Regions from separate parts of the Homo sapiens genome. Here all the other regions are linked to region 3. The links are chromatin loops, found by intact Hi-C in ENCODE. Cell type or tissue: CD4-positive, alpha-beta T cell. All regions are shown on one strand. Each heading gives the region's core, and the rest is flanking DNA. Links, peaks and the distances in the headings are about the cores only.

Region 1 (5,778 bases), core at 873-4,872, 1.6 Mb after region 3:
ATATTCTGTAGTATTTTTCTTTGTATATTTCTAGTATGGCACATGATATGAGTCACTGCCTTTTTTTCTATGGTGTATGACAGTTAGAGATGCTGATTTTTTTTCTGATAAATTCTTTCTTTGAGAAAGACAATTTTAATGTTTACAACAATAAACCATGTAAATGAACAGAATTTTGTCTTCTTTTTGGGTCAGAAAAAATAATGACTAAACAGCAACATAACATACACAGTTGGAGATTAATTTGGGATAGGTCACTTATTCAATATCTGAATTTTAAACAGCCTAAATCTATTCTGGCAAAAGAAATCAGGTGAACCAGAATAATTATGCAGATAATTCAGTAAAATATTTTTTCTTAACCAGAATTTTCCAGTCTGGTGACCAATATTTATTAGGATCAATTTAGAATATCTCAATTCTTCTGTTAACTTTGCAAGTAAGTGTAGCTTTCAGGAGAGAAGTTCTGGAGACCCAAAAGCTTTTGAACTTGAGCAAGGTCAGAGTCTAGTCAAGTACTTGTCTTGCACAGTGATTAGGAAGTATCTTTTTAAGACTCAAGAAGTCAACATGGATTTGAGGAGTGTTGTATGTAATCTCCGATTTTCCAATTTCTCAATTTACAACTGTTGGGTCATGGAGAAAGGGCAAAGCAGTTCAGGCCCTTTGGGCCTTGGGTCACTTTGGCACAGAGCAGAACTCAGTAGAGGTAGTTCTTACAACTCTTTATTTTCCTCATTCAGTGGATGGTGATGAGGTGCAATTTGTAGTTTTAGAATAGAATTTCTCCCGTGTAAGTTTCTCAGGTACATGATAAAATATCTATGTGTTGGGTCTTGGGCCTAGTATAAGCAAGTTGTATCCGGGCCTCTAGGATTCCACCCAGCACCAACTTTCAAAAAAGAAAGGAAACTGATGCTGTAGAAGCTGCTTCCACTCAGAACCCTTGTCCTTGGGCAAATGAAGTCCAACGAGTTTCACCTTAGGGCAGCTGTGAATTCATAGAGAGCATAAGATGGGGACGGTCTCCTTCGCTGACCCTAGTGAATTACAGATGGCCTTTGGGTCACTGAAATTTATGAAGAGTGTTATTGTTTTTAAAATGCAGAGTTAGAACTGTAAATTGCCACGAGAGCGCTCAGGTTTTCTTTTGTTTGTTTCCCCTCTTTTTAAAAGACACGTTTTGCGGGTCAGCAAAAAGAGAGAATGCAGGTGTCGGTGGTAATATAAGGTTATTTTTACGAGATGCGTTTTTCTCCGGGTAACTGAGGGACAAATAGGGTGGCCACATAAGAGATTAAATAATAACGAAATGTTCAATTTCTTGACTTTCTTGAAAGGATGAGACTAGCCATATCATTTTGTTTTCACATCTTATGCCCAAGTAAAGCCACAAAGCAGTAAGTAAAGCGAAAGAGAAAAGCTCTTTAGAAATGCTGGGAATCTGCAGAGCCTTCAGCACTCATCTCCCTCCCAGGTGTCTGCAGCCCTGAGACAATGACATTCCGTCACACAATCCCCGAGAGTTGAACCCAGAAACGAACTCTGTGACTGGTTCTCCCTTAAGGAAGCGGCTGCGCAACACCCAAGGCCAAGGGGGTGTCGGGTAGTTCGCCTCCCGGGAATTTGGGGTCAAAGGAGGCAGAGATGACCCTCCACCATGTCCGCGTGCCGACTGCACCGGCTCGCGGAACATTCAGTTGTGATTCCTAAGTTGCAAATTGGCTAGTGCCTTTTCTGTTTCACAGAGTCGCTGTCAAACTCCCGGCCGGCCGCGCACCGAGTTGCTCGGGTGAAGAGCGTCGCATGCATTGCCCCTGCATCTTTCCAGATGCAGCTGAGGACTTTTCTTGTCCTAATGTTTCTAGGAGTAAAGTGAGGAAAAACAGCAGACACGCTGCATTGCCAAAAGCCAGACGTTGCATTACCTTCTTCAGAAAGAGATTAAACTTTGTAATGAGGGCTTCATACCGCCCTCGTATTCCCGCGTCCTCTTAAGCATTTCAGTTATTGTGTATCGTTCCAGCAATGGAAAATATATGATCATTGTTCCGAAGACATGACCATACAGTTCTCAGCTCTGAGGGAAGGTCTAATTTTAAGTCTTTGCTATCTAGCCCCATTTTGAGTTTATGGAAAGATGGCCTTAATTCAAAGCTCGAGTGAGCAGTGAGCAGCGCTGTCGCCTGCTCCTTCCTGAGGTCTGCCTTCTGCGGTCCAGGCGACCGCCACAATTTCTTTCGGTGCCCTGCTGGCCTTCCGCTGTGGATGGGTGGATGTGTGTGTGTGTGTGTGTGTGAGAGAGAGAGAGAGTATTTGGGGTACTGATTCTCACAAGAGAGATATGTAAGGCCCAGGGAGCCGATGGCGCCCTGCAGTGACAGCGGCACCCAACGACCTTGTGTATTTCTTTCTGGCACTGGACTCCATTCCTAGATAGTTTAGGTGGCTCCTCCCCTAAAAAACACCGGTCATAAGTCTTACGGGCCACTGGTTCTCCGCATGCAAGGAGCACAACAAGGAGATATAGATATTCTTGCAAACTTAAGAATGTCATTTGAAGGTTCAATTTCACTTTGTTTGGAGAATCTCTTGGCTTTCTCGGTGTCAGTGCGTCACCGAGAATATCAAATTATCTAATTGTATTTTAAACCTAGGCGTCGGCATTGCAGAAATGTTTCCAAGATACAAACAGATCTGTGAGGGAAAAGTTTAATTTCATTGCAATATTTTGATCACAGAGTTTTCCAGTACAGGATACAATTCCATCTCGCCAGGTCCTATACAGGGGAGTGACACCAGAGCACTTCTAGGCATCGCGCGTGTTGCGCGTCTTCGAGCCACCAGTTCCCCGCCTCGCGTCGCACGCTCGTCCGTTTCCTTTTGTATCCGCCGCGCGGCAGCGCCGAGGTGCCGAGAGTAAAGGCTGGGGGGCTCCCTGCCTGGGCCTCGCCTCTCTCTGTGGAAGACGCGCTTGTCTCAAGCCCCGATGCTCTCAAATCCAGGTCAAAAATGGAGACCGTTTCCCTCAAGGTGGAAGGGGAAAGGAGAGTATCTATTCTTGGAGATTTTAAAACTTTTTCTCAGTATTATTTTCACTATTGAATAGAGGTCTGGAAGTGAGTTTCTCATATATTCTTCTCCAAAGGAGGTTGTAAGGTCCCCTCTCCATTTGTCCCCGCTGTCAGAATAGGAATGCTTGCATAGTGGCCGCACCCCGGAATTTCTCAGGATTCCAAGCTTCCCAGGCAACTATGGGCTGGGACTGACTCAATTTTGGAGTCTCATGGAGGAGGAAGAGGGTTTGGGGTCTCAGCCGACGCCCAGTTAACCCTTCTTCCCCATAGGGCTCAGCCACAACTTAAAAAAAAAAGCGCACCCAATTCCAAGTCTTCGGGAAAGGTTCTGCTTAGATCGGTGCATCCGACAGAACTCGAACCCGAGCAATCACGTTTCGCACCCCTGCATTTATTGTGTTCAGTCGATACTGGCTGACTGCTCGTAAAGCAAGATATGAATTCCAAACAGGTCATCACTTTTTAGTAATTCGTTTTTAATAATAAAATGAACATATGGAAATCCCCATTTTACTTTTAAATTTTGCTAGAAACCAAAATATTGCACATAACTATTTAGGATGGCAAGACTGTGATTTAAAGTCATTTTCCTTTAGTATGTTCCCCGAGACCATTAGGAGCGACAGCTGGGGCCGCAAGAAAGATCTTTCCTCCGACTTTGACTTTGCCTTTCCTTAGGAAAAGTCCAGCTTCCGTCGGAGGGCGCCTGGTGGGGCGGTCCTGACGCGGGAAAGCAGGGCCCCACCCCACGCTGGGGGCGCTCGAAGAGAGCGGCAATTTTGTTCCCTAGCCGCGAAGTGCGCTCTGGGCCCTGCAGACAGTGGCGGGAGAATTCCAGAAAGCAGGGTTCTTGCCGCGTACTCCCCACCCCCACCCCCACGCCTTCTTATTAGTCACCCCCCAACCCCTCCTCCCAGCATAGTCTTATTTCGAGGCTTCGGAATTACTGGAGAGGACTTGTGTCCGCGATCCGCCCTGCGGCGAAAATGGAGACACAAGCCCTCCTGCTCTGCCCACTGCGTTTTGGAGACGTAGTTTGACTTTGCGGCTTGCAGTCGTAGACTTTGCGGAGAGAGCCTTGGAGCAATTAGGACGCATTCACTTGGGTGAACTTTGTTTCCTCGGTGTCCCTCCCTTTCCTCCCCAGCTGCTCCCTGCGTCTTCCTCAGCTGTTCTACACCCCCCCGCCCCCCACCCTCAGGGCGAAGGCTGCAACAGGCTGCCGTCGCCTCTAGGTCGCGTCTGTTGCGCTAGGGCACGAGCACAGGAGGCGGAGCGCGTCTCCTGCTTCTCCCTGCACCCAACGATTTCCGGTCAGTCTCTGGTCTCTTGGAACGCTGAGCTGGACTGGGGCGACCTCCCACGCGACACTGGGGAAAACTCTTTTTCTAGTGGTGAGGGCGCACAAAAGGGCGGGGCAGAGGCGCGTCCGCACCTCGTGGAGGTCTAGGAGAGGGGCCCAGACGCCCATGCCACAACCATGCTCCACACGTGTGCTCACGACCCAAAGCTCTGAAGATAGATTGTGCGTTCCCGCCCTGCTTTCAGGTCTCCTCGCAACGCATGTAATGAGCCCTAGGCCTGCGAGCGCTGGAGCGAGCGTCTAGTCAAGTGGCCAGATCAGGGCTGCGCCTGTAGGGGCCTTGGGGCCGCCTGTACGCTTATCTTCCCGCGGCTGGGAGCGCTCCTTCTTCTCTACAAGATGCTGACTGCGGGCCGCTCGCTGCCCTCTTCTCGGCTTAGCTGAACCCTGTCGCGCCGAGTTTAACTAGACACAGCGCCGAGCCGGCACCTGGATCCTAGCAGAGCTCAACTTCAACGCTTTTCTCCTCATTTCTTCTTCCCACACTTAATCTTTCTCACTCCCATTTTTTCTTATTTCTATCTCAACCTGTGTTTAGATAAACTAGGATTTCCAGGACATGTGTCACCCGTTCTAGCAGATACAATGCCCAAGTTTCTGCTAGAGACGTCCCTGGTACAGTAGAGGGCGGCTGCTGCGAGTGTGAGAAGTCTTTCATCGGGTACTAGAGGGACTTCCAGAGGGATTGAGTCTACCACAATTTCTTGGCTCTGGAAGCTTGGACAAGAGGATTGTTTTGACAGACTCAAATTAAATTGGGATTTCGAGAAGGGTAAGGACAGAGAGAGGACTCCTCATCAATAAGCTGCAAATAGGCCAGTGTTTTTCAAACTGAGGGTCCTGACCCATTAGTGGTTTTCAAAGATATTATATTGGGTTGCCATCAGAATTTTCTTCTAAAGAAATGAAAGAATAATAGAATAGAAATTATGAGGGCTTTGCAGGATAGCAAAAATATAAGACGTCTAAGCATTGTTTGCTGCAATTTTTCTTGGGTGACACTATGAAATATATTTATGGGGGGGTCTCAGTTAAAAAGGTTGATAGTGTCACTACTGAGGACCAATTGTACATGAAGTGAGAGAAAGGGCTGCCTTTATTGAGAGATACTGATAAGGGAATCTCAGCACTGTGGTTTTCTTTTCTTTTCTTTTTCTTTCTTTCTTTTCTTTTCTTTTCTTTTTTTTTTTTTTTTGAGATTGAGATGGAGTCCTCGCTCTGTCGCCCAGGCTGGAGTGCAGTGGTGTGTTCTCAGCTCACTGCAGCCTCTGTCTCCCTGACAGGTGCGGGCACCCCACCCAGCTTTTTTTTTTTTCTTTTTTGTGTGTTTCTAGTAGA
Region 2 (5,778 bases), core at 782-4,781, 120 kb after region 3:
ATGGGCCGGTTTGTTTACTTGTAGCATTTTCTTATTTGTCTTTTATGTCAAAGACATTAGTGGGAAATGTTGGTTTTTGTGCACCATTTAGAGTAATACTCAGTTTCAATGCCTTAAAGCATTGCAGAGTGCATGACTGGGCAGGCGTGAATAGGTAAGTCCACAGTGTTGTGATTGCTAAAGTCCCACTTAAACATAAATGTGAATACTTTTACCATGAAGTACAAGATTATACCAAATTGTGGACAGTTTTTAAAAGTCCACGATGTTCTTTGGTCTGCCTCTCTCTCTGCTAGTCCGGCATTAGACTCGGAGGAGGTGTGCCCAGGTGGTGAACTGAGGATCATACAGAGCAGGAAAAATCTTTTTAAAGAGCTGGCCATGGTGAACTCCTGGGATTCCCAGCCTGCACCGCTGGTTTGTGGAGCCAGCCCCGTATTCTCCCTGGCGGTTCCGAAGCAGTCCCTGTTTGTGGTCAGAACTCCCTGCTGTTCCCAGCCAGCCCAGGCTGCGAGTGTTTTCACACGGCTCTGGCTCTGGTGATACAAAGGGCACGCAGTGCCAGCCATAACACTGAGTAATGCCGGGAGGTGCCTTCTAGAACAAACAATGTGGGTGAGCTCTGCAGAGAGGGAATACCTCTGGCTTGACATTTAAATTACTGAATTATTCAAATGAATGTCAATTAGGTGGAGTAGACTTTCTGCCTTCTGCCAGGGCACTTCCTGGATATTCGCACAGGCAAGTGTAAAATACTTTACATCAGATACGGTGCTTCCTGTCAGTACTGTTGAAAATCAGTCACAGAATCTGATTATCTGTTCCTTGGTGTTCCTTGATGTGTACTGTATTTATATCACAGCCTGAAAGATTAGGAGTCCACACACCCATACCTGTGGCCCTGAAAGGGGTTTTGTGATCATTCTCGAACCCCACCCCCACTCCCACACCAAATAAAATATCACAGGCCCACACATGTTATGCTTATTCCTAAATTTGACAAGACTGAAAAAGTGAGTCATGGACATTTGGAGTCCCGCTGTCTTCCTTAGAATTGTGGATATTAAGATCCGAGAATGCTATTACTACCTTGCTTTAAACCTTCTTTGTTGACTTCATAATTCTAGTTCAGAAAATACTTCCATCTACTCCACTCTGTCAGATGAAATTGCCAAGGTGGCACGTAGCGAATGTGAGTGTGTGCATGCATGTGTGTGCACCTGTGTGGTCATCCTGTCATTCTTATGAATTTAGGGTCTTCATTTATATTTGGGTATATATAAAAAATAAATACATGATGAAGGACTTTGCTAATTAGTTATATGGGAATATACAAAGTAAGAAGATTGAACAGTGGATGAGGAACAGAATAGGAAAGAGAAGTTAGTGAAGGTTTTGTACTTCCCTGTTAGCTGTTAGACTCAGCTCAGGGTTCTTTCATATCAGAGATTGAGTTAATTATTACGTATCATTAACAGTTGTCTTTCCTTGCCTTTTTCCCCAGTTGTGGAGGGTAGGTTATGAAAACCCTGGTATTTCACATCTTACTGAAAAGAATCACCAACTTACAGGCAGTTAATCCCTGGTTGTCCACATACAACTACAGGAAGTATATAAAGAATTTAAGGAGAGTGCTTAATAAACAGATGAATCTCTTTGATTTAGTTTGTGACCCTGCAGGATTAAAGCCTAGGTACACCACAGAGTTAGGTATAATGAGTTAAATTTTACTGAAGGTGATATTTACTTGAGGCTGTCACGTCTGGCAAACTCTTTAGGTTATAGTCCAAACGTCTGCCAGGCTCCCTGCACAGCCTGTCAAAAACTAGAGACCTTGGAAAAGCAGTGCCCCTTCCTGCATCTGTGTACTTAGAATTTAGTTTGGGATGGAACTTTAAAAACAGTTTATTTTGAGAGCACATTAGAGAAATGATTGTTGTTGTTACTTTATTTTTTTAAAATTTGGCATTTTTAAATTACAAGCATGGGTGTCCTTAATCCTTTGGTTCCCTGGACTGTCCGTTTAGGACCATTTAGGACCAATGATGAGCAGGCTCTCTTCTAGTCTAGCGTTGCTGGTTTATTGTTATTCTTAGCAGCCCATACGTTCAGCGAGCTGAGTAAATCATACTCGTCAATTCATTGTCAGTCCATGAACAGCTCTCTCCTACTTTATTTTTATTTTGCTCCTTCATCCCAGTGCTAACCCCTTATCCCCAAACCAGTGTCAACAGGCACATACTCTTCAATGGGTTAGGTATATATCCTGGGGTATCTATGATCTTTTAAAAGTACTCGGGATGTTAAAATACATGTTTGTGTTTCAAATTTACATAAATTGCATTATTTCAGGTTTAAGCATAGTCTTTTCAATTCTCTGCCATAGATCACAAGCAAATTAGTCTGACACCATGAACTCTCCCCCTCACTCCACCCATCCACTTCCCTCCAAAGAATCATCACCTGTTGGGCAGCATAGTTGGCAGCCCTCAGCCTGCTTTGTGCCATTCAAGAGTGGCAAGCATGTCTAGACTCCCTGGAAATATTATCCTTCAGCTCTCTTTTGGCAAGTGTAAACTTTTTGCTGGATTATGTCAACAGATATACATGTTTCTCATCCTCATAGAAATAGATTGGTGCTGGAATTTCCTTCGGATTTCTCCAGGCAAGGAACATAAAGACTATCTCTTTGCTCATTAAAACTTTTGCTCATTAAGAATGTTTGAGGGCTCTTGATTCTCAGGGGTGAGACTGGTGACATACATAGACTGTCAGCGGCTATTTTGGATTTTCTGCTTTCAGGCATGTCTTTGCTCTTGGATGAGCCCCTTGTGGTTTTCAAAGGAACTAGCAAGTCAATTATAAATAGAAGGCTGTGTCTGTGTGTCTGCATGCACTTACTCTGTGGGACGAGGCACCCACATTACAGTGGGCAGTGAACTATTTTTCCACTTCTTTGAAGAGGGAAGAAGAAAGATTAAGAATGCTTTTCTCTTTTTGAGATAACCCACATCTCTACACACACCCACACAAATCTGTGTAAATGAACTTGACATTTTCAAAGACCTTACCTTAAGGTCTCCTCTGGAAAGCACAGCCACCCAACCTGTTATTTTAAGAAAGAAGCATTTATCTCCTAGACCCACTACTGAGGGTTCAGGGATTAGAAGGCAGCCTCTATGTGCCATAGACCTTTGGAGGGAGCTCTGAAAGCTGAATTTCCTAATATGAACAGTGCTTCGGCAAAAGTGGCCTCAGCTAACTAATCAGTGGCCTCTAGGACTTGGCTGTTTACATTTTATCCTCTGTTTCCTTCCCCACTAGTAGAAACTGTGGGACCAGCAAGTCTAAACTAATCATACTGACAAGGGAAGAGAAAAGAGTAATGTGAAAATGCAGATGCAAATAAGTATTCTCAGAAAGAGACAATTAAGCAGAGTGATTAGATGTGCTTCCCTGATCATCCGTTTCTGCCTCTTTCCATTGCACCTTGAACTCCCTAGGTGTGTATTCTTCCAGTGGTCCCACCTGTCACCTTACTGTTCAAACATTATTCGGTTCTCTTGGTCTCCTTGTGCCCTCATTCTCCATATTTGGCACCATTTTTTTCCTGCCAGCCAAAAATTCTTAAGCAGGTGTTAATTCCCACTATAATCTATGTAAACTTTAGTGTTACCACTAGTGAAAAAGTTAGTCTAGGCATCTAGCTGGAAATATTGGTACCATGGATTGTAATTATAGATTGTACAGCCTTGCAAACTCTTATTATATTACAGGTTGAACATCTCAAATCCCAAAACCTGATACTTGAACTGCTCTGGAATCCAAACCTTTTTTAGCATTGACCCAATGCTCAATAGAAATGCTCATTGGAGCATTTTGAATTCTGGATTTTTGGATTTGAGATGCTCAGCCAGGATAAATACAACTATTCCCCAATCCAGAAAAATTTTTAAATTTGAAACTTTTCTGGTCTCAAACATTTCGAGTAAGGGATACTCAGTTTGTAGTATATTTCTGCCATGTACCTGCAAGAATGTCAGCATTCCTTGTTTTACGAGTTGATGGGGATTTGTACAGAGCTAGCAAAAATTAGTATTAATAGCTGCCATATATTTAGGAGCTTTTTTTTTGGAATAGAATAAAGGTGATAAACATTATGTTCCAGTAAAACATTTTATTTTGATGCAGTAATTGGGATCTTAGAGCCAATCACGCTGAAGGTTATATGAACACCACAGGGGGAGAAGCTCATTTTCAGAAGTCTGTGGACAGATGATAGCCAGTCTTTGTCCTAATATGATCTAAAAGGGTGCACAGCTTATATAAATGAATCGCTATGTTGAGAGGCAATTATTATTTGTTGGTTGGTTAGGTGACAAGGTGACAGAATGTGGACCTCATGGTTGATGGTGATGCTTAGCTTGACTTTCTGTTGATAGAGGTGTTTGGAATGGTCATTCCCTCAATGAAGGTGAAACTCATACGGTAATTCCTCTTTTTTTTTTTTTTCCCCTTCCTTTCTCTCCTTTGCAGATGAGAAGCCCAAGGTCAACCCCAAACTCTACATGTGTGTGTGTGAAGGTCTCTCCTGCGGTAATGAGGACCACTGTGAAGGCCAGCAGTGCTTTTCCTCACTGAGCATCAACGATGGCTTCCACGTCTACCAGAAAGGCTGCTTCCAGGTTTATGAGCAGGGAAAGATGACCTGTAAGACCCCGCCGTCCCCTGGCCAAGCCGTGGAGTGCTGCCAAGGGGACTGGTGTAACAGGAACATCACGGCCCAGCTGCCCACTAAAGGTTCCCATGGACTTTTCTATTTCTAGATCAAGGGGTTTTGTTAGTGTTGTCCTGGGTCCGTGTGGGTTAAAGATCTAAGTAGCTATGAGGCATTCCACCTACATTTTGAATCAGAGGCGAAGAGCTACAAGGAAGGTCACCCTGGGTGAAGAAGAGAAAGGAACAGCCTTTTGGCATCTAAAAGAAGGATGGGCATTTTGGGGAATGTAAGCAAGGTGATGTCCATCTTGGGGACAGCTTAGCTGACCAGTTAGCTTTCTCTTGGTTGCTGTGACTCAGGTGAACAGCTCCCAATACCTTTTTATGTTACTGACCCATGATGTCATTCATAATTTCTGAAACAATTCTGCTAGTAAATACTCATCTCTGTGTCAAGTGTGTAGGGAGGAAAACAGAACGGACTGGTGACTGAGTGGAATGCCTTTCCTGTTTTATGAGGAAGGAGATAAAAGAAGGCTCACTGACCTCTTCTCCCATATCTGATGCCCAGTGACCCTATCACTGAAATTTGAAGCAGGATGAGATTTCGCACAAACCCTGTAGTTTTTGTGGAATCTTCTCTCTACCATCAGTACAGATTGCATATGCTAAGGAAACCAGTCCAGCTCTGAAACTGTTTCCCTATTAAATGAGCCCTAAATTGCAATCTTAAAGTCTCTGCAAACATTTATGTAAACTCATTCCAAGCCAAATTTATTCTCTTACCATATAGTACATTTTTAATAGGTTTAGTTATTTAATTTTGCACTCAGAAAAAAGAAACAAACCAAAAAGTGGAGGAGAGGTAACGACGAGCATCCAAAACTAGAAATGTCAGCCAGCAAGAAAGGAGGCAGAAGAACAAAAAAGCTGATGCAAGATCATGTTCTAGTAATTTTGAAGTTATGGTGATGACTTTAAGGCATATGGAAAAGGTTAAATTCTGACAAGCAAATAGGATTGAATAATCAAAGAGGGTTTTAAAGGAGATCAAGTATT
Region 3 (5,778 bases), core at 1,196-5,195:
CAGGCATCAGGTAGCCACATGCTTCAGGAAAGCTGGGTCCTTCTCCAGCCCCAGAGCCAAAAAACCAGCACTGTATTTCAGTTAAGAGTCTGGTCTCATGATTCCTTCATAGGCTCTTGTGTGACCTTAGGTAAGTTACTAAAACTTTGTGTGTCTTGGTTCAATTTCTTTTGTCAGGGATTGTTATAGCTGACTTGCTGGGGTTGGCAGAGTTAAAACAAACAAACAAAAAATCTGAGAACTTGTTAATGCTCCTGAGTCACTGAATTAACCAACCATAGAATATACGCTCCCTGAAGGCAGAGATTATTGCCTGCTTTATTCACTCATACATCACCAGCACCAAAAACAGTGCCTGGCACTTAGTAGGTGCTCAATAAGTACTGGTTAAATTGCATTGACTTGAATCTCAGACTCATTAAATTGCAGGCAAGACTTTTTGTTATGTGACATAATAAATACCCAGCCCAAAGCATCTTGATACATAAATACCCTTTGTCTAGTCAGTACCATTCTTTCCTAGGAACTGTCCCCTCCACATGTTTACAAATATGGCAGCGATGGGAGCTGAGTTAATACATTGTGACCCAGTGGCTACCATTAATTCATTCAGGGGTGGCTACCTGACCCAAATGGGATCAATCTTAACCCTTTCCCAGGAGTTTGGAATTAGACTAAGACTCAGGTCAATCTTGCTGCTGTTTGAAAAGGAAGAAACATAAGATGTGGCCTATTGGCAGTTGTGTTTCCCATGTGCACGCATGAACACTACAGCAGGTTAGCTGGCAGCAAGCAAAGAAGGAAGCCAACTGGCAAAACAAAGACAAAAGATGGACAGAGAGTGCTTGTGGTATTTAAGTGTGGTTAAGTGCGACCCACCTACATTCCAGTTCTTGGAGTCTGGGAAACACATGGATTTTCTTATGATAGTCTCTTTTCTCCTTAGGCTATTTTGAGTTGGGCTACTGTTAATTGCAGAGAAAAGATCCTAAGAGGTTTTTTGTTGTTGTTGTTTTAATTATAGTTATGAATTCTGAGTAAACCACACCTTACTTCCTGTAACTATTATATGCACCCATGAAAGGTAAACACTTTAAAAAAAAAATAGGGCCGGGTGCAGTGGCTCATGCCTGTAATTTCAGCACTTTGGGAGGCCGAGGTGGGCAGATCACGAGGTCAAGAGATCGAGACCATCCTGGCCAAAATGGTGAAACCCTGTCTCTACTAAAAATACAAAAATTAGCTGGGCATTGTGGCATGTGCCTGTAGTCCCAGCTACTTGGGAGGCTGAGGTAGGAGAATTGCTTGAACCTGGGAGGTGGAGGTTGCAGTGAGCCGGGATTGCGCATCTGTACTCCAGCCTGGTAACACAGAGAGGTTCTGTCTCAAAAAAAAGAAAGAAAGAAAAAAAAAAGAAATGCTGAGGGACAAATATAACCCGAAACATAACCATAAAACCTTTGGAAACTTAAACGAGAAACAAACTCTGAGTACACTTGTCTCAAGTCTACCTTTAAGCCATCCTCTACAGCCCTTGCACTCCAGTCCTCTTCTTTTGTCCATGCAAACATGGTGACCAATGAGATTCTTCACTGTTTACAATGGTGTGCTCCACTATCATCCCCTGGTTTTTCCATGTGGCAAACTCCGTAACTGGAAACCCTTTCTATTCTAGCTGTTTAGTACATAACTCCTAAAGTTCTCTCTTCTCGTCAGCTTTAAATGACTTCATGGTTGGTTTTGCTTTTATTTTTCTCTGAGGTTTCAATGTACAATTCCAGGAACTAGCTATCTCTATCAACCTGAAACTGTGCCTGGGTTCTACGTTGATAATTTTTTACTAAGCCACAGGGACCATCTGGTCTAAGGTCATGACTCTGTTTGCCATTTGTGCAGCTGCCTGCACATCTGTAGGTTCCGATGCATTCTTTTATTATTGTCTGCTTTCTATTGCATGTTGTCAAAGGCCTGGGGACTGCATCTGTTTGAATTTTGTCTGTAGGGCTCCGAACATAGAGCAGTGTGTGGTTGGGAACACAGAAAACATTACTTTCAGCAAACTGGATTCATAAAGAGTCATGATGAATGGAAATGATGAGGGAGATTTGAGCCCAGGAATAGGGACTGGGTTTCCTATTTACCTCCTCACTAACAATGATGCTTTTAAATGTTCTCGCTCTGAACAACTTTATCAATGCTTTGAGCTGAGACCCACTCACATAATGATTATTTCCTTGTAAGTACTTATTATTTAGTTGAGTTAGCTCTTTCAATATGAAGTTTTTATACTGGTTTTTAGAATTGTTCACCATACATTCTCTTTAACATGTATTCTCTTAGTCTCTCTTTCTGTCTCTGTCTCTCTCTACACACACACACACACACACACACAAACACACACACACGTTCATTTGAACTCAGGTTTTAATGCTGGGTCTATACTTGGCCAACATCTTCAAGGTCACTAATGTTACTTCTTGCCTCTGCTGTGTGGGAGCCAGAGTGTGAGTCATCAGGGTGAATAATGCCTCTGTGATACTACCAGATTGTGTTTGTCTCCACTTCAAAGCTCTTAGTTTTAACAGAATAGTATTTCTCCATCCCGCCCACCCAAACAGCAGTCTAGATGGCTGAGAGGCAACAGTTATATGAACAGTAGTATCATTTCCATAGGATGGGCTACTCCCCACCCGACCCATATTCCTCAAAAAACCTGCAGGACCCTTTATAGAAGTTCTCAGGCAACATTCTAGTCAGGTTTTGTTGACTAGAGATTACAGCTCATCACCTCTTTTTTTTTTCTTCTTTCCTTCCTCCTTCCTTCCTTCCTTCCTCTCTCTCCCCCTTCCCTTCCTCTCTCCTTTCCCTTCCCTTTCCCTTTCCATTTTTGAGAGGGAGTCTCACTCTGTCACCCAGGCTGGAGTGCAGTGGCGCAATCTTGGCTCACCGTAACCTCCGCCTCCCGGGTTCAAGCGATTCTCCTGCCTCAGCCTCCCGAGTAGCTGGGATTACTGGCGCTACCACCACACCCGACTAATTTTTTTGTATTTTGAGTACAGATGGGGTTTCACCATGTTACCCAGGATGGTCTCAATCTCCTGACCTCATGATCCACCAGCCTCGGCCTCCTAAAGTGCTGGGATTACAGACATGAGCCACTGTGCCTGGCCTCCTTCCTTCCTTTTCTTTCCATTCTTTTTTTGCCTCACATAGGTCTATAAATCTGCCATTTCTGATCCATCTTCAGTGATCTTTTTTTTTTCATAGTTCACTGCAACCTCGAACTCCTGGGTCCAAGCAATCCTCCCATCTCAGCCTCCCAAGTAGCTTGAACTACAAGTGTGCACCACGGCACCTGTTTTTCAGTTACTGCTCTTCCCTTTAATCTTTCACTTTCTTTTTCATTCACCAAAGACTTTATGACTGAGTTTGTCAAAAAAAAAAAAAAAAAAAAAGAGAAGCAGTGAAAGGAAGAACAGAAGAAAGGAAGCAAGCAAGCAAGCAAGCAAGCAAGCAAGCAAGCAAGCAAGCAAGCAAGCCAGACAGACAGAAAGAGAAAGACCAGACATGGTGGCTCATGCCTGCAAGCCCAGCACTTTGAGAGGCTGAGGCAGGCAGATTGGTTGAGTCCAGGAGCTCAAGACCAGCCTGGGCAATGTGGTGAAACCCCGTCTCTACAAAAAATACAAAAATCAGTTGGGCATGGTGCACATGTAGTCCCAGCTACTCAGAAGGCTGAGGTGGGAGGATTGCTTGAGCCCGGGAGGTTGAGGCTGCAGTGGGCTATGATCATACCACTGCACTCTAGCCTAGGCAACAGAGCAAGACCTTCTCTCAAAAACAAAAACAAACCAAAAAAAGTCTTTAAACCCAAGAATCAACTCCCACTTCCACAGCCTCCTTGTGGCTCCTCTCACAGGAACACTTTATTTTAAAAGTCATGTGACTCTGGTGAGACTACAGTGCAGAGTGGCCATGATGGAAAGAATAATGGTGGAACTGCTACCATTGAGCACCTAATCACAGTGCCAGCTGGTTTACACACCTATTTCAGTAACTCCCCAAAACTGAAGTAAGCCTTATTATCTTTTTTACCCATGAGTAGAGTGAGGTTCAGAGATACTCAATAACTTGCCCAAGATCATAGCCATTAAGCAGAAAGGAGGAAAATAACCAACTCTGTACGGTGACGAGATTCATGCTTTTTTTGGTCAGGGGAGGGGGGCTCAGTTGCTTGGTGAGAGAGGAGATATTAACCTGTCTAGACTTCCTAGTTTTTCTATGTCCTGCCTTTCTTGCTGCGAATTTATGGGATAACTTGAGAATATAATTTTCTCTGATCATTCCTATGTCACTTCCCAAAGCATTTCTCATTGTCGTCAATGGTATCTGGGTATATTTCCCCATACTCATGAATAACATACCTTAGAAATTTTGCCAGTCCTCATTCGTGTCCTACACGTGTTAATCAAATGTCTTCTAGGCCTAGGGTAATGGTGTATAATCTATCATCCAAACTGGGACACTTTTGAGATGAAAAAGAGTGCTATTAATAATTATGCTGGGCACACTGGGATGTATGGCCACCCATTTAGAACAAACTATAGTCAAGCTAATGTCTCCTATGGACAAGGAGGGTATGAGTAGAATAGTCCAGCCTTAACTAGACAGAGAACAGAGGTTGTGGGGGAGAGAAGCTAAATCTACCAAATTCCAACCGTTTTGTCTCACTAGCAGTTGTTGTATTTCTGGGCCTGAGTGTGTGTGGTGAAAGAAGGAAGGTAGCTGAAAACCTCTCAGAATTAGAATTATCACTATCTCCATTCCTTAAGAAAGTGGTGCTCAAACTTCAGTGTGCTTAAGAATTACCAGTTGTTTTTAAATAAAATGCAGATCCCTGAACTATATGCCTTAGAGATGCTGAAAATACAGTCTGAGATGGGCCCTGGAAACTGCATTTTAACATCCTCCTGTAAAGATTTTGATCTAGGTAATTTATAAATTACCCTGGGAAGAAAAACAGTATTTCCTTGATAGAAAAATTCCTGCATAATCACTCTACAAAGACAGGCACAATTTCAGAGGAAGTCCTTGCGGGACTCAATAACACAACTGTTTACAACACTGATATTTGTTCAAAGATACTGTCTATATGACCTGAATCACTACTTGAATCAAATAATTTAAACCACATTAACCTTACAATTACTTTCAGCATAGATTCTTAGGGATTCCTAGCCAAATATATATAATTTATCTTTACATATATGGTATTATATATATTCTTAGTATCTTTATATTATAGTCAAAGAAAAGAGAATAACATTTTCTGTGCTTTCTGATAATCACAGTAATAATAGTTTTTATATATTAAACATTGTTCTTCTGTCAGACATTTATATACATTACCTTGAATACAAAAAGCCTTGAAGGTAAGTCAGTCAAGCGAGCTCTGTTTCAGACAGGATGTACTACAGGCTCAGAGAAGCTAGGTGACTCGCCTGAAGCCTCACAGCTAGTAACTGGCAGAGTTGCCATTTAAAACCAGGTCACCTGCCTCACACTTGAAATATTTAGTGAACTCATAAGCACCCTGTGAATACTGAAAAATACTGGTTGGAAGGCCACATCATGCATGAAAGCTAGTATGACCTTTCTAGAATAATAATTCCTAGACAGAGAGAAGAACTGAATGGTGACTTTGAGACATGAAAAGGCATTTCTCTGAAATAAAAAGGCTGAAGAAAGCCGATGATCGGTTAACATTTGGGAAACTCT

The links. Peaks named below come from ENCODE experiments on the same cell type or tissue, not always from the same donor. Only the 100,000 strongest peaks of a DNase experiment are listed, where the experiment ranks them.
Region 1: it touches region 3 in a loop (4-fold over the local background); 2 of 110 quality-filtered maps call a loop at or near these places.
Region 2: it touches region 3 in a loop (2.0-fold over the local background); 5 of 110 quality-filtered maps call a loop at or near these places.

What each region holds. Positions count from the first base shown.
Region 1 is chr2:156,318,827-156,324,604 of GRCh38, reverse strand. It overlaps NR4A2 (nuclear receptor subfamily 4 group A member 2), which reads left to right. Exons shown (of 8, transcript NM_006186.4): 8 at 1-168. Among named protein-coding and RNA genes, the nearest start is that of NR4A2, 11 kb to the left of the region's middle. In CD4-positive, alpha-beta T cell, for the core only: no CTCF peak of the experiment used is centred there; DNase peaks (open chromatin) are centred at 2,324, 2,874 and 4,164; H3K4me3 peaks cover 1,577 bases; H3K27me3 peaks cover 3,976 bases.
Region 2 is chr2:157,779,359-157,785,136 of GRCh38, reverse strand. It overlaps ACVR1 (activin A receptor type 1), which reads left to right. Exons shown (of 11, transcript NM_001111067.4): 4 at 4,537-4,800. Among named protein-coding and RNA genes, the nearest start is that of ACVR1, 94 kb to the left of the region's middle. In CD4-positive, alpha-beta T cell, for the core only: a CTCF peak has its summit at 2,873; no DNase peak of the experiment used is centred there.
Region 3 is chr2:157,895,470-157,901,247 of GRCh38, reverse strand. The region is part of intron 1 of LOC105373714 (a long non-coding RNA gene); the gene reads right to left. Among named protein-coding and RNA genes, the nearest start is that of ACVR1, 22 kb to the right of the region's middle. In CD4-positive, alpha-beta T cell, for the core only: no CTCF peak of the experiment used is centred there; DNase peaks (open chromatin) are centred at 2,507, 3,427 and 3,887; H3K4me3 peaks cover 1,934 bases; H3K27ac peaks cover 3,854 bases.